4 separate regions of the Homo sapiens genome follow, and regions 1, 3 and 4 are each linked to region 2. Evidence: chromatin contacts called from ENCODE Hi-C or POLR2A ChIA-PET data. All regions are on one chromosome and are shown on one strand. The core of a region is the stretch at or near the end of the contact, and the rest is flanking DNA. Distances in the headings are between cores, read along the strand shown.

The links. A loop is a pair of places that touch in the nucleus more often than their neighbours do. ChIA-PET counts read pairs that join two places held with the same protein, here RNA polymerase II (POLR2A). Pooled maps may share reads with other maps.
Region 1: a loop to region 2 is called in a pooled map, with 8 times the contacts of the local background. The contact joins the promoter of DUS2 here to the promoter of TMEM208 in region 2. A Hi-C loop is called at or near these places in 1 of 168 maps with a recorded cell type or tissue (heart left ventricle) and 5 of 50 pooled maps. POLR2A ChIA-PET finds 5 or more read pairs at or near these places in 2 of 52 experiments (activated B cell and activated T-cell).
Region 3: a loop to region 2 is called in a map with no recorded cell type, with 11 times the contacts of the local background. The contact joins the promoter of PSKH1 here to the promoter of TMEM208 in region 2. A Hi-C loop is called at or near these places in 3 of 37 single-sample maps with no recorded cell type and 6 of 50 pooled maps.
Region 4: a loop to region 2 is called in a pooled map, with 33 times the contacts of the local background. The contact joins the promoter of RANBP10 here to the promoter of TMEM208 in region 2. A Hi-C loop is called at or near these places in 4 of 37 single-sample maps with no recorded cell type and 13 of 50 pooled maps. POLR2A ChIA-PET finds 5 or more read pairs at or near these places in 2 of 52 experiments (Caco-2 and activated B cell).

Annotation. Positions count from the first base shown.
Region 1 is chr16:68,021,838-68,024,537 of GRCh38, forward strand. It overlaps DUS2 (dihydrouridine synthase 2), which reads left to right and starts at 1,447. Exons shown (of 17, transcript NM_017803.5): 1 at 1,447-1,514. It overlaps DDX28 (DEAD-box helicase 28), which reads right to left and starts at 1,395. Exons shown (of 1, transcript NM_018380.4): 1 at 1-1,395. The coding sequence starts at 1,365. RefSeq lists enhancers at 96-846, 847-1,597, 1,308-1,547.
Region 2 is chr16:67,225,831-67,228,530 of GRCh38, forward strand. TMEM208 (transmembrane protein 208) reads left to right here and starts at 1,300. Exons shown (of 6, transcript NM_014187.4): 1 at 1,300-1,394; 2 at 2,006-2,101; 3 at 2,525-2,584; 4 at 2,665-2,700. The coding sequence starts at 1,389. It also overlaps the pseudogene FBXL9P. RefSeq lists an enhancer at 1,103-1,452.
Region 3 is chr16:67,891,984-67,894,683 of GRCh38, forward strand. It overlaps PSKH1 (protein serine kinase H1), which reads left to right and starts at 1,271. Exons shown (of 3, transcript NM_006742.3): 1 at 1,271-1,388. RefSeq lists silencers at 1,008-1,067, 1,398-1,517.
Region 4 is chr16:67,805,302-67,808,001 of GRCh38, forward strand. RANBP10 (RAN binding protein 10) reads right to left here and starts at 1,259. Exons shown (of 14, transcript NM_020850.3): 1 at 1,001-1,259; 2 at 127-238. The coding sequence starts at 1,235. TSNAXIP1 (translin associated factor X interacting protein 1) reads left to right here and starts at 1,588. Exons shown (of 16, transcript NM_001288990.3): 1 at 1,588-1,895. The coding sequence starts at 1,849. RefSeq lists enhancers at 382-1,002, 1,003-1,622, 1,328-1,557 and silencers at 978-1,197, 1,698-1,817.

The DNA.
Region 1 (2,700 bases), core at 197-2,696, 800 kb after region 2:
GTCTGTGCAGAGAAGTATGTCTCGGGAGCTCTTCTGGAAGGACTGGAAGATTCCTACCCTCATCAAGGCTGGCATTTGCCCCTGCAACCTTAGGTGTTGGATTTTGTGGTCATCCAGAATATATCCCAGCCAGTTCACAGTGCTGGAGCTATTACAGAACACCAGAACAGTTCCTGAGGGACCAGTCCTTTCTGCTCTGTCACGATGCTTGAGGATGTGCACCAGCTCGGCCACCTTATCTGCTCCCTTCAGTCTCAGAAATGTCTGTTTCACATGAGGCATGATACAGTGGAGCTTGGAGCTGGTGATGGTGGTGACAGCATCTGGGCTGGCGACTTTATTCAGCAACTGGCCTACACCTTCGGGAAATGTGGCTCCTACCAGCACTAACTGAGCTTTGGGATTGAAGGGGTCTTCCAAGTCAGCTGGGCCTTCTGCTATGTGGCTCTTCTCTAAGATGTAGTCCACCAGTTCCAGGAAGCTTTCATCCAGCAGTGTGTCTGCCTCATCCAACACCAAGAAGGAGAGTTGCTCCAGACTGATCAGTCGACTTTTCAGGGCCTTCCACAGAGCCCCTGGAGTGGCCACAAGCACATCTGCTGAAGGCTGTCTGGACAGCTGCAGCCTGATCCTACGCATGCCGTGGCCTCCCTCCAGGTCCCGCACCAGCAGGCCCAAGGAGCGGCCCAAGGGTTGGGCCACAGCCCGCACCTGTTGGGCCAATTCTCGGGAAGGAACAAGGACCAGGCCTCGGGGCGCGGGGATAGGAAGGGAGTCCAGGCTTGGCTGGCCCAAGAGCCGTTGAAGCAGCGGCAGGAGGTAGCTGAGAGTCTTGCCACTGCCGGTTTCTGCGGCGCAAACGACATGGCGGCCGCGAAGTAGTGAGGGGATGGTGCTAGACTGCACGGTTGTGGGCTGAACGACTTCAGGCGCAGCCTCCTGTAGTGCGTGCAGCACACGGGGCTCCAGGCCCAGGTCAGCAAAGCTGCCCTTAGACGAGAGCTTTCGCACCGCTGGCGCCTCCTGTTGCGCGCGCTCGATGGAGAAGTGGTCCCGACGCGCGCGTCGACTCTTCCAGCCTTGAGAGGCTAGCGGCGCGCGCTCCCAACGGCCCAGTGTGAGGCGCGCCGGCTGGTTCAACTCCGGCCGCCGCGCCGAAACCAGCAGCGGTCCGGGTCGAACCAGCACCGGCCTCGGGAGGTTCCGCCGCCTGCTCTGCCGCTGTTCCAACTGCCGCTGTAGAGCCACTGGGATGCGCACCACCGGCAGGGGTTCGTCGGGACTGCGGACCGTGAGGCCCCGTCGCGGCGCCAGGAGCAACCGAGTCACGAGGGAAAAGAGCCGCACCGGCCGCGTTAGAGCCATGTTTCCCTTAGTGCGGGAGAAGCGCACATCAGTGACGTCACGGACGCGCCGCGACCTCGCGTACGGTGGCTGGCGAGGCTCAGTACGGTGTGTGGAGCTGGAGCACCGTGAGGAAGAAGCGAGGTTCTTTTTAAGAGTTCAGCTGCGAGGTCTGTAGCTCCGAATAGGGGATGGCGACATCCAGACCCGGCCAGCCTTGGGGAAGGGCGCGTCGTGGAGGCAGGACTGGAGGCTGGCGATACGAGGCGGCAGTGGGGCCTTGACCCAATGGACCATGAGGGCGGAGGGCTTCTGGCGATTGGTTACCTGGTTCCTGGGATTCTCTTTAGTTGTTCCTCATTGCCCTGAGATAGCTTGTCCCGTGCTGGTATCCGAGGTTGCAGCTGTTTTCCCAGATGTGTTCCCTGCGCAGGGTCTGGTAATCCGTGTTTATTGAGAGTTTGAATGAATGATCAGGCCTAGGGGCCGAGACAGGGGTCTGAAGTCATAGATCTGGGCTCAACCCCTCACCCTCTCTGTCTGTGAGCCCAGAGTGCAAGCTGATGGCTTTCAGCTTCTTCTCTCTCTCAAGTGGGAGATAAGGTCTTCAGGTTTTATTTCAAGTTGGGTCATCTTTTCTTCACAGTTATTTTCCTTCCTTTTAAGCCAAGGTTCACTCTCTACTCCCTCGTCACGCGTCCCAACTTCTCATCCAGAACCCACCCCTCTTGCAGCCCGCTCAGCTCCACTGGCTTCCCCGTCAGAAACCTGAATTACCTAAAATAGTAGTAAGAAGGGTGCTGCGACCCTACAAAGTGATCAAGTACGTGGCTTATCATGTAGCCCTGGTCAGGCAGAATATTTTACCTGAATTCAGATATTCGGGTTGTAAAAACAAGAACTATACGAGTCACTTTTTTTTTTTTTTTTTCTGAGACACAGTCTCGTTCTGTCACCCAGGCTGGAGTGCAGTGGCGCAATCTCGGCTCACTGCAACCTCCACCTCCTGGGTTCAGGTGATTCTCCTGCCTCTGCCTCCCAAGTAGCTGAGACTACAGCCGTACACCACCCACGCCCGGCTAATTTTTTCTGTTTTTAGTAGAGACAGGGTTTCACTATGTAGGCCTGGCTGGTCTCGAACTCCTGGCCTCAAGCGATCTTCCCACCTCGGCCTCCCAAAGTGATGGGATTATAAGCGTGAGCCACCATGCCCAACAGATACTTCTTGAACAGATCTGGAAAATGGGTGTCAGATCTTTTCTGTAATTTGCAGTGCCTGGGGTGGGAGATAAGGTAAATATTTATGGATTAACTCTCTGGGAGGTTCGTAACATCTGGAGAAAACGTTTTAGTTTC
Region 2 (2,700 bases), core at 50-2,549:
GTATTGATGGGGACTGGGACTGACCAAGTCCCAATCCCTCCAGGGAGGCACGGAAGCCTGTTTGAGCTGAGTTAAGACAGTGGCCATCCTGTCTTCTGGGGCTAAGCAGCCAGCCCAAGAGCAAAGGGAGAGGGGAACAAACCTGTCATCCCTTGGGGTGAGTCGGGAAGGGACACAATTCATTGACCTAAGAAGAGGGTGGCCTTTCTAGAGGGACAAGAGGAGGCAGTGATGAGGATGGAGTGACCATCCCATGAGTCCCATCTCAAGGGGGCTACTGGAGATAATGATTGGTCACTCATGGGGTCTATGGGGATGGAAATAGATAGCCCCTAAAGCTAAGGGGGAAAGGGATAGCACTGCAAGCTCAATAGGGGTGGGAACAGGCCTATTTTTGCTAAGGACAGGAGCATCATTCCAGGACCGATGGGAAAGGGTGGCCTGTTTCCCATGGGCAGAGAGAGGGGGCTGCCAACCCTCAGGACAAAAGAGATGGAGAAGCCATTCCAACAGGCCACTGAAGACAAAACCTGTTATCTCCCTGGCAGATGGGGCAGAGTGGTCTTGCCCCTGGCTAAGGGGAAGGAGCAAACATCCCACGGAGTGAAAGAGGTAAGGGCGGCCATCACTAGGGGCCTAGGAATGGGGAACAGGCCTATCCTTGTTAAAGGAACTCAGAGATCATTGCAGTTGATGGGGAGGGAGCAGTCTGTTTCCCACTGCCAGGGAGAAGGGGCGGCCGTCTCTGTAGGAAATGGAGAGATCATCCCAAGGGACCAATGGGGATAAGATCAGTTACCCTTCGGGACGATGAGATGGAGCGGACATCTTCCAGAACTGAGCGGGGAGGAGACAGCCACTTCAAGGGAAGGGGATGGGCAGAGGGCCTGTTCTCGCGGAGATGACAGGGCAGCTATCTTCTGGGGCCGATAGGGAAGGGGAGGACGGTCCCCCAAGCTAAAGGGACAGAGTGGCCCAAAGGAGGAACCGTTACCCAGAGCTAGAAGGTCCCGGGATCGGGAGGGCGGGTCGTTTCCGCCAGGCTGGAGGGGCCGGGCTAGCTATCTGACAGCCCCTCCCCAAAGCTCAGGACCGCGAGGGCGGGGCCTGTCCAGAGCTAGGCCTGAGGGCGGCTTCCTCTCACCTCCAGGGGCAGCGACTCCGCCATCGCATCCCTGCCGCCTCCGCCCCCACTGCGCAAGGCTTTCTGGGAAATGTAGTCTCGCCTCTTTGGGGCGGGGCTTGGGAAGGAAGTGAGACCTATTTCCGTCGCAAAAGCTGACGACTTCGGTCTGCGCCGGAAGTGCATGAGCTGCCGATGTGGTGCTTAGTGATTGCGGTTTCGGTCGCTCTCCCGTGTTTCCCGGGCTGGGTATTTGCCTCGCACCATGGCGGTAAGGAGGATGGATAGGGCGGGGTCCGCACCAGCAAAGCTCTCCAGGGGCTGTGAGAGTGAAAACTGAGAAAGAACATTAAGGGATATGGGGTGGGCCAGAGCGGGGCGCCATCCCTGGCCAGACCGTGCTAGAGCTGGGCTGGGGGGATGGCGGCGCAGGACCATACCAGGACTAGTGCCAGAGCGGGGTGGGCATCAGTACCAGGGCAGGCCAGAGATCTAAGTGACCTGAGGTGGGGGTTAACCCAGATCGGGACTACGCCAGCGGAGGCCTGAGAGAGGCACCATTCAACTCCGCTCAGGAGTACCCTTGGAAGAGTCGTTAGCCTAAAGCCAGACTACCACGGGATCCAGAGGCGGTATTAGCTTAGGATTGAATTGTTCCAGGGCGAGCAAGAGGCGATTGATCCTAGCTGCGGGTGCTGGAGAGATGGCGTCAGCCCTAGGCAGAATGGACTGGAGGATGGGTGGACATCCCAGGGATTTTGCTAGGTTTCTGCACTACGGGGACCTGGCTGAGTTGCGGATGGAGCTCTATAGCTCACCAGGCTGGTGGGGAGAATGAGGAGGACCGTGGCCTCCTGACGGCATCTCATCATTCCTCTGCAGCCCAAGGGCAAAGTGGGCACGAGAGGGAAGAAGCAGATATTTGAAGAGAACAGAGAGACTCTGAAGTTCTACCTGCGGATCATACTGGGGGCCAATGTAAGTGCCTACCTCCTTGCTTCTATGCCCACTTATAGTCAGTTCCCTAGTCCTCAGCCCTGCTTGGTGACGAGGAGTGGTACCCGAAAAAGCTCTAGAAGAGAGCTCCAGTCAAAAAGAAATGAGAGATCTGGGCACAGAGAAAGTGCTAACTAGTAAAACACAAAGAAAATGAAGGCGTGAGTCGTAGCTGAATTTGAGAGCTCTTCCTACCTCCAAGTACACAAAGGCTTCTTTCCTGGGCTGAGTTGGGTGTCAGAGGAGAGTGGGTATTTGGGATTCAGGGAGCAGGGCCCTTTCTTCAACCCTGTAAGAACAACCTTGCTCCTCCCACAGCCTGGCCTAATTCTTGGTCAGAGTTGAGGGAGACCCATGGTTTGGAGGTAACTTCTGACCCCAACCTGATCCTGTGATTGCTTGCAGGCCATTTACTGCCTTGTGACGTTGGTCTTCTTTTACTCATCTGCCTCATTTTGGGCCTGGGTAAGTATCTCCATCCTGGGAGGTGGATGAGTGCGTAGGGTCAGTGGCTGGCCTTTGATACCCTCATTCTTGCTCTGCAGTTGGCCCTGGGCTTTAGTCTGGCAGTGTATGGGGCC
Region 3 (2,700 bases), core at 21-2,520, 670 kb after region 2:
TGCTTGAACTTGGGAGGCAGAGGTTGCAGTGAGCCGAGATTGTGCCATTGCACTCCAGCCTGACAACAAGAGCGAAACTCCATCTCAGGAAAAAAGAAAAGAAAGAAACCTTACTACATAAAATAGACAACAATTTTTTTTTTTTTTTTGAGACGGAGTCTCACTCCATCGCCAAGGCTGGAGTGCAGTGGTGCAATCTCAGCTCATTGCAACCTCTGTCTCCCAGGTTGTAGCTATTCTCCTGTCTCAGCCTCCCGAGTAGCTGGGACTACAGGAGCCTGCCACCAAGCCTGGCTAATTTTTGTATTTTTAGTAGAGACAGGGTTTCACCTTGTTGGTCAGACTGGTCTCAAACTCCTGACTTCAGGTGATCCACCTGCCTTGGCCTCCCAAAGTGCTGGGATTACAAGTGTGAGCAGTGGCGCCCAGCCGACGACAATGTTTTATTGGTGTTAATTTATTTTTAGGTTTAAAGTATAACATTAGCTTATACAGTCAATCAAAGACAGTTCCATGTGCAAAGTACATACTCAATAAAGATTTGAATACAGAGCTACTGAAATGGGGAAGATGGATGGAGGTTACAATGCACTTACCATCTGCAGCACCTATTTTAACCCCTCCAAGTTGGGTTGACTGTAAAGTGAACCAGTTCTGATCCTATAGAGAAGTCATTGTGAATGGTAACAATTTTTTAAAAATCCGCTTGCTTTTCAGACTCGGCATATAAATTAAATTAACAACAACAAATAACCATGAGTCCAGAAGTTGGCCCAAGATTGACTTCACCTATCTACAAATTAACCCTTTGCATCTCTTCTTTGATGGAGGCCAAATTCAACACATGGAGTGTTGAAATTATTCTAAGTGCAGTTTTAAAAAATAGATTTTGTTAATGAAAATTAAGTCTATCCTTTGCGGAGTTCCAGAGGCACTTCCAGAAACCTCTGTTGGAAAGCATTGTTTACCCAAGCTCGCATTACAGAGTCCCCTTTCCCCCAACCAGAAACTTGAAACTTTCTCCCTATTTCCCGCGATCCTTCCTTTTTCTATCACCGACCCGTCTCGCAGGCAGCGGTCAAGTTACTTTGAGCGACAAATAGACCCACCCCTTCAGGAGAGTGCCCGTCCCCGCCCCGAAGAGGTTGATTGGCAGGCCACGCTCGGAGATCCGCCAGCCGCGTAGCCCAGTTTCGGGAGAGTCCGCCCCCGACCCGCCCCCGACCCGCCCCGTAGGCTTGTTTTGGCGTCAGCTGCGCGCTGTGATGACGCCACGACGCTAACGCCCGAGAATGGCGGCGGCGGCGGCGGCGGCGGCGGCCGCTGCCATTGCCCGGAGATGGCCGGCAGAGCCGCCGAGACGCCGAAGAGCCCGCCGCCCGCGCGAGGTGAGGCGGCCCGGCCCAGGACGACGGCCCGACGGGCGGGAGGGGCAGCCGAACTGTGGTCGTGGTCGCTTTCTGGCGCTCCGGGGCCTGCCCCTGGTCAGCCTGCAGCGTCGGCCCGTGCCCCGTGCGCCAGGGCCTACAGGGTTGGAGAGCAGGCCGGGCGATGGCTGCTCGGGTTCCCGGCGTCCGAGTCTGGACTGGCCTCGGAACGTGCTGTCGTGCTGGATAGCCCGTCTCCAGGCCCGCTTGGGCCTGGTGGACGTGGTCGGTTGCCCTGCCTGCTTGCTGTTCAGCCGCCCCGCGTCCAGAGCGGGTCAGGTTGATCCAACCTGGTTGTCCTTGTCCTTACTGCCTTCTCGCGCCCGGCGCCTACTCCACACCCCTCCTTTGCGTCTGCCAGGGGCCGGCGGGGCAGCTGATCGCTTCCTTGTGCAGGCTGGGAAATAGCAGGTCTGAGTCCAGCTGGGTTGCTTGCTTGGCAAGCTTGTCATTCCTCTACCTGCAAGGGGAAGCCTAGTCCCCCACACTTAGTCCCCCTCCATAAAGCGGCTGAAGTGATAATTCCCACCTGAAAATCTGAGTAAGTCCTTCACTGCCTGAAACTAGTTCCTTAGTGCCTTCAGGACAAAGGCCGCACTTCTTAGCAAGGCATTCAGGGCTCTTCGTAATCTGGTGAAGGTTTAACCAGCCAATCAACACCGGAGCACTTCTGTGCTCCCTTTACGTAGTTTATTGTTGTTAAAACGTGTGGCGCTCCTGTTAGCTCTGGTTTCATACCTTTGTGTTTTAGTATTACTAATTTTGAGACAAGGCCTCTATTGCCCAAGCTGGAGTGCAATGGCTCATTCATAGCTCACTGCAGCCTTGAACTCCTGGACTCAAATGATCCTCCCGCCTCAACCTCCCGAGTAGCTGAGACAAGAGGCACTCCCCTCCACGCCTGGCTAAGTTTAAAATTTTTTGTAGAGCCAGGGAGTCTGGCTTTGTTGCCAGAGCTGGCTTCAAGAGACCCTCCTGCCTAGGCTCCTAACATATTGAGATTATTAATACAAGCGTGAGCCACTGTGCTTGGTCCCCTTGTGCTTTAGATAACGCAGTTTTCTCAGTTTGCTATACACTGCCTTCCACCCCACCGACCACCTACCAGTGTTGGAAACTTACATCTGTCCTATAAAATCCACCTGAGATGTCACTTCCTAGGAAAAAAATCTACCTTGCTTGGCATGTAACCATTAACTCCTCTATATCCATGCTGCTACTATTGAGTACATCCTGTTGTGTCACATGGTGGTCTTCTGTCTGCATATGTCTG
Region 4 (2,700 bases), core at 9-2,508, 580 kb after region 2:
ATGGCAGCCCAGACCCATGCGGCTCCCCAGCTCACATCAGCAACAAGTGCCAGCCAAAGGACCTGAACTCTGACCACAGGGATCAGCTCCATGATCAGGGAAAGAGGGTGGTCATGAAGGGCTTACCCATCTCTTCCTTTGCTGACAATCTTCACTTCAAAGTAATAAATGCCACAGGCAGCAGGTATGGGGTGGGTGGCACGCACTGAGGCCGCATCTTTGTGATTTTTGCCATGACCTAACAGGAGAGGGCAAGTAAGAAATTTCAGCAGAAGGAAATGCAAATGGAAGCCTCATTTTTCTCTGCAACTCCTCCATGACAACTCCACTCCTCTGTGGCCAGAGGACGCACTTACACAGGCCGAGGAATCATTAGACAACTGAATAAACACTTAAACCTTCCACCTTTGCCTCACCTCCTCCTGAGAACAGCAGTCCTGCCTGAGACACTGCCCATACAAACAAAACAAGGGTAGAGGCAATGTGAGAGATACTCAAGTGCTGCTGGCAGCCTCTCTAGAATCCAGGCAGCCCACCTGGGAGGCCAGGGGAAGAAGGATGAGGCCGACCTGGAAGACACCCCCCAAACTCTAGCACGGAACCCCAGGCTCAGTCTAGGATGCCTGGCAGGTGGGGAAGCCCATGAGTCTCACGCTAATGGTAGGTATGTGACCACCCCTTTCTTCTAAGCAGTGGCGAAAGGTCCCGCTGCCGTTGGCGCCAGCCTAGGATAAGCACGGAGGCCCTGGAGTGGAAGGTCCGGCCCAGCACTGGGTTTGGACACCTGTTGCGGTTCTCTTGACGGCAGGTGTCTCAGGACAGAGAACAGGCAGTCAGCCCTCGGCCTGTTCAGCCTCACCACCCTGGACATCCTGAAAGGGCCAAGCCCTAACTTGGAGCACCTAGGCAGGGAAAGGGAGGTGATAGGGCGGGGGCCTGGCAGCAGAGCCACCCCACGGACGCTCTAGCCTTAATTCCCCCCAGCCTGACGGGCCGATACCTTTGTAGTGGACGCGGAGGTTGCCCTGGGAGAGACCAATGTAGTTGTATTTGTCCTTGGGGCTCCAGGAGCGCGGCAGCGGAGTCTCTTGCTGGTTGACCGCGGGATACAGGCGCTGCAAGCGCCGGCTCAGCTCCTGCTCCCCAGGGGACGGCAGCCCGCCCCCAGCGCCCCCGCCGGAGGAGTCCCCAGGCTGCGGGTTCCCAGCTCCCGGGTCTGCCGTCGCTGCCGCCATCTTGGAGGGAGCTACTATTGTGTCACTGGGGGCGGGGAGGAGCGGGACCAGATCCGCCCCGCTCAGCCAATGGCCCGTGAGCCTCCCTGGGCCGCAGGGAAACCGAGTCCGAGTCCGGCACCCCTCTTTGGACACTGACACGCCTTACCACATTTCGAACTCCATACCCCACAATGCAGAGCTCTCGAGAGGCGGAGCAACTCGGGCTGGTAGAGAATTCTGGGAGATGTAGTATAACCGTCCTCAGCCATAAGCCTGTCCCATCGAGACGTCGGGACACCGAAAACTACCATTCCCGCCGGCAAAGCGGCTCCGGCCTCTCAGCACACTTCCCTCCCCATGGCCTCTGTTCATCCCCCTGCCTCAGTTCTGGTACCTGGGGTCAAATCGGCTGTAGTGGTTGACTCTCAGGGCACCCGCTGCCGGGTCCCAGTCCACCTTTGCTACTTTGTCCTACTCCCAGCCCGCGGGCGCTAGGCTCGGGGGCGTGGCGCATCCCTGACTCCGCCCCCGCCGCGGGGGGGCCTCTGGGGCCTGGTCGCCATGGCGACCGGCTGTACGCTACCACAGCTTCCCAGGCCGCGGGTGCTGATTGCCCGCCTGCCCGTGGGTCATGGCCTGCCAGCAGTCGCGGTACCACAGCTTCTCGTCCGCGTCGAGGTAGGCGCTGGCAGGGATGAGGGCAGAGATGAGGGTTTGAGTACTTCTAGAGAGGGAAATGGCACTTGATCCGGACCTCTGCACCTCCTGCTGGCCTCTGACCATTGATCTAGGGCTCCAGCACCACAGAGTCAATGGTTAGAATCGGGCTGATTTAGCCCAGTGAAGACGTTACGTGCTAGCAAAACGGTAGGCGCACTTTATCATTACTAGTAACAACCAGCTTGTATTGAATGTACTATATGCCAAATGCTTTATATACCACATTTTTAAATATTTTATTTTTGAGACAAGATCTCGTTCTGTCGCCCAGGCTGGAGTGCAGTGGCACTACTACGGCTCACTGCAGCCTCGACCTCCCGGGCTCAAGCGATCCTTCTACCTCAGCCTCCCGAGTAGCTGGGACTACAGGCATGCGCCACTACGCTTGGCTAATTTTTGGGTGTTTCTTTGTTCGTTTGTTTTTTGTAGAGACGAGGTTTCACCACGTTGCCCAGGCTGGTTTCGAACTCCTAGACTCAAGCGACCCTCCCACTTCGACCTCTCAAACTGGGATTACAAGCGTGAACCCCCACACCCGGCCTACGTACCATATTTAATCCTCACAACAACTGTATAAAGTAGTAATATTACCATTGAACAAGTAAAGAAATACTTTAGAAGCCTGGAGAGATCATCCTCTGGGTAGCTTCTGCCTGTACTCAGGTGTATAGCCTCTGGGTACTGCAAAATATGACCAGCTCCATCAGCCTGGAGAGCCATACATACGGATTAAAACAAAAATTTTGGCTAAATCGTTTTCTAG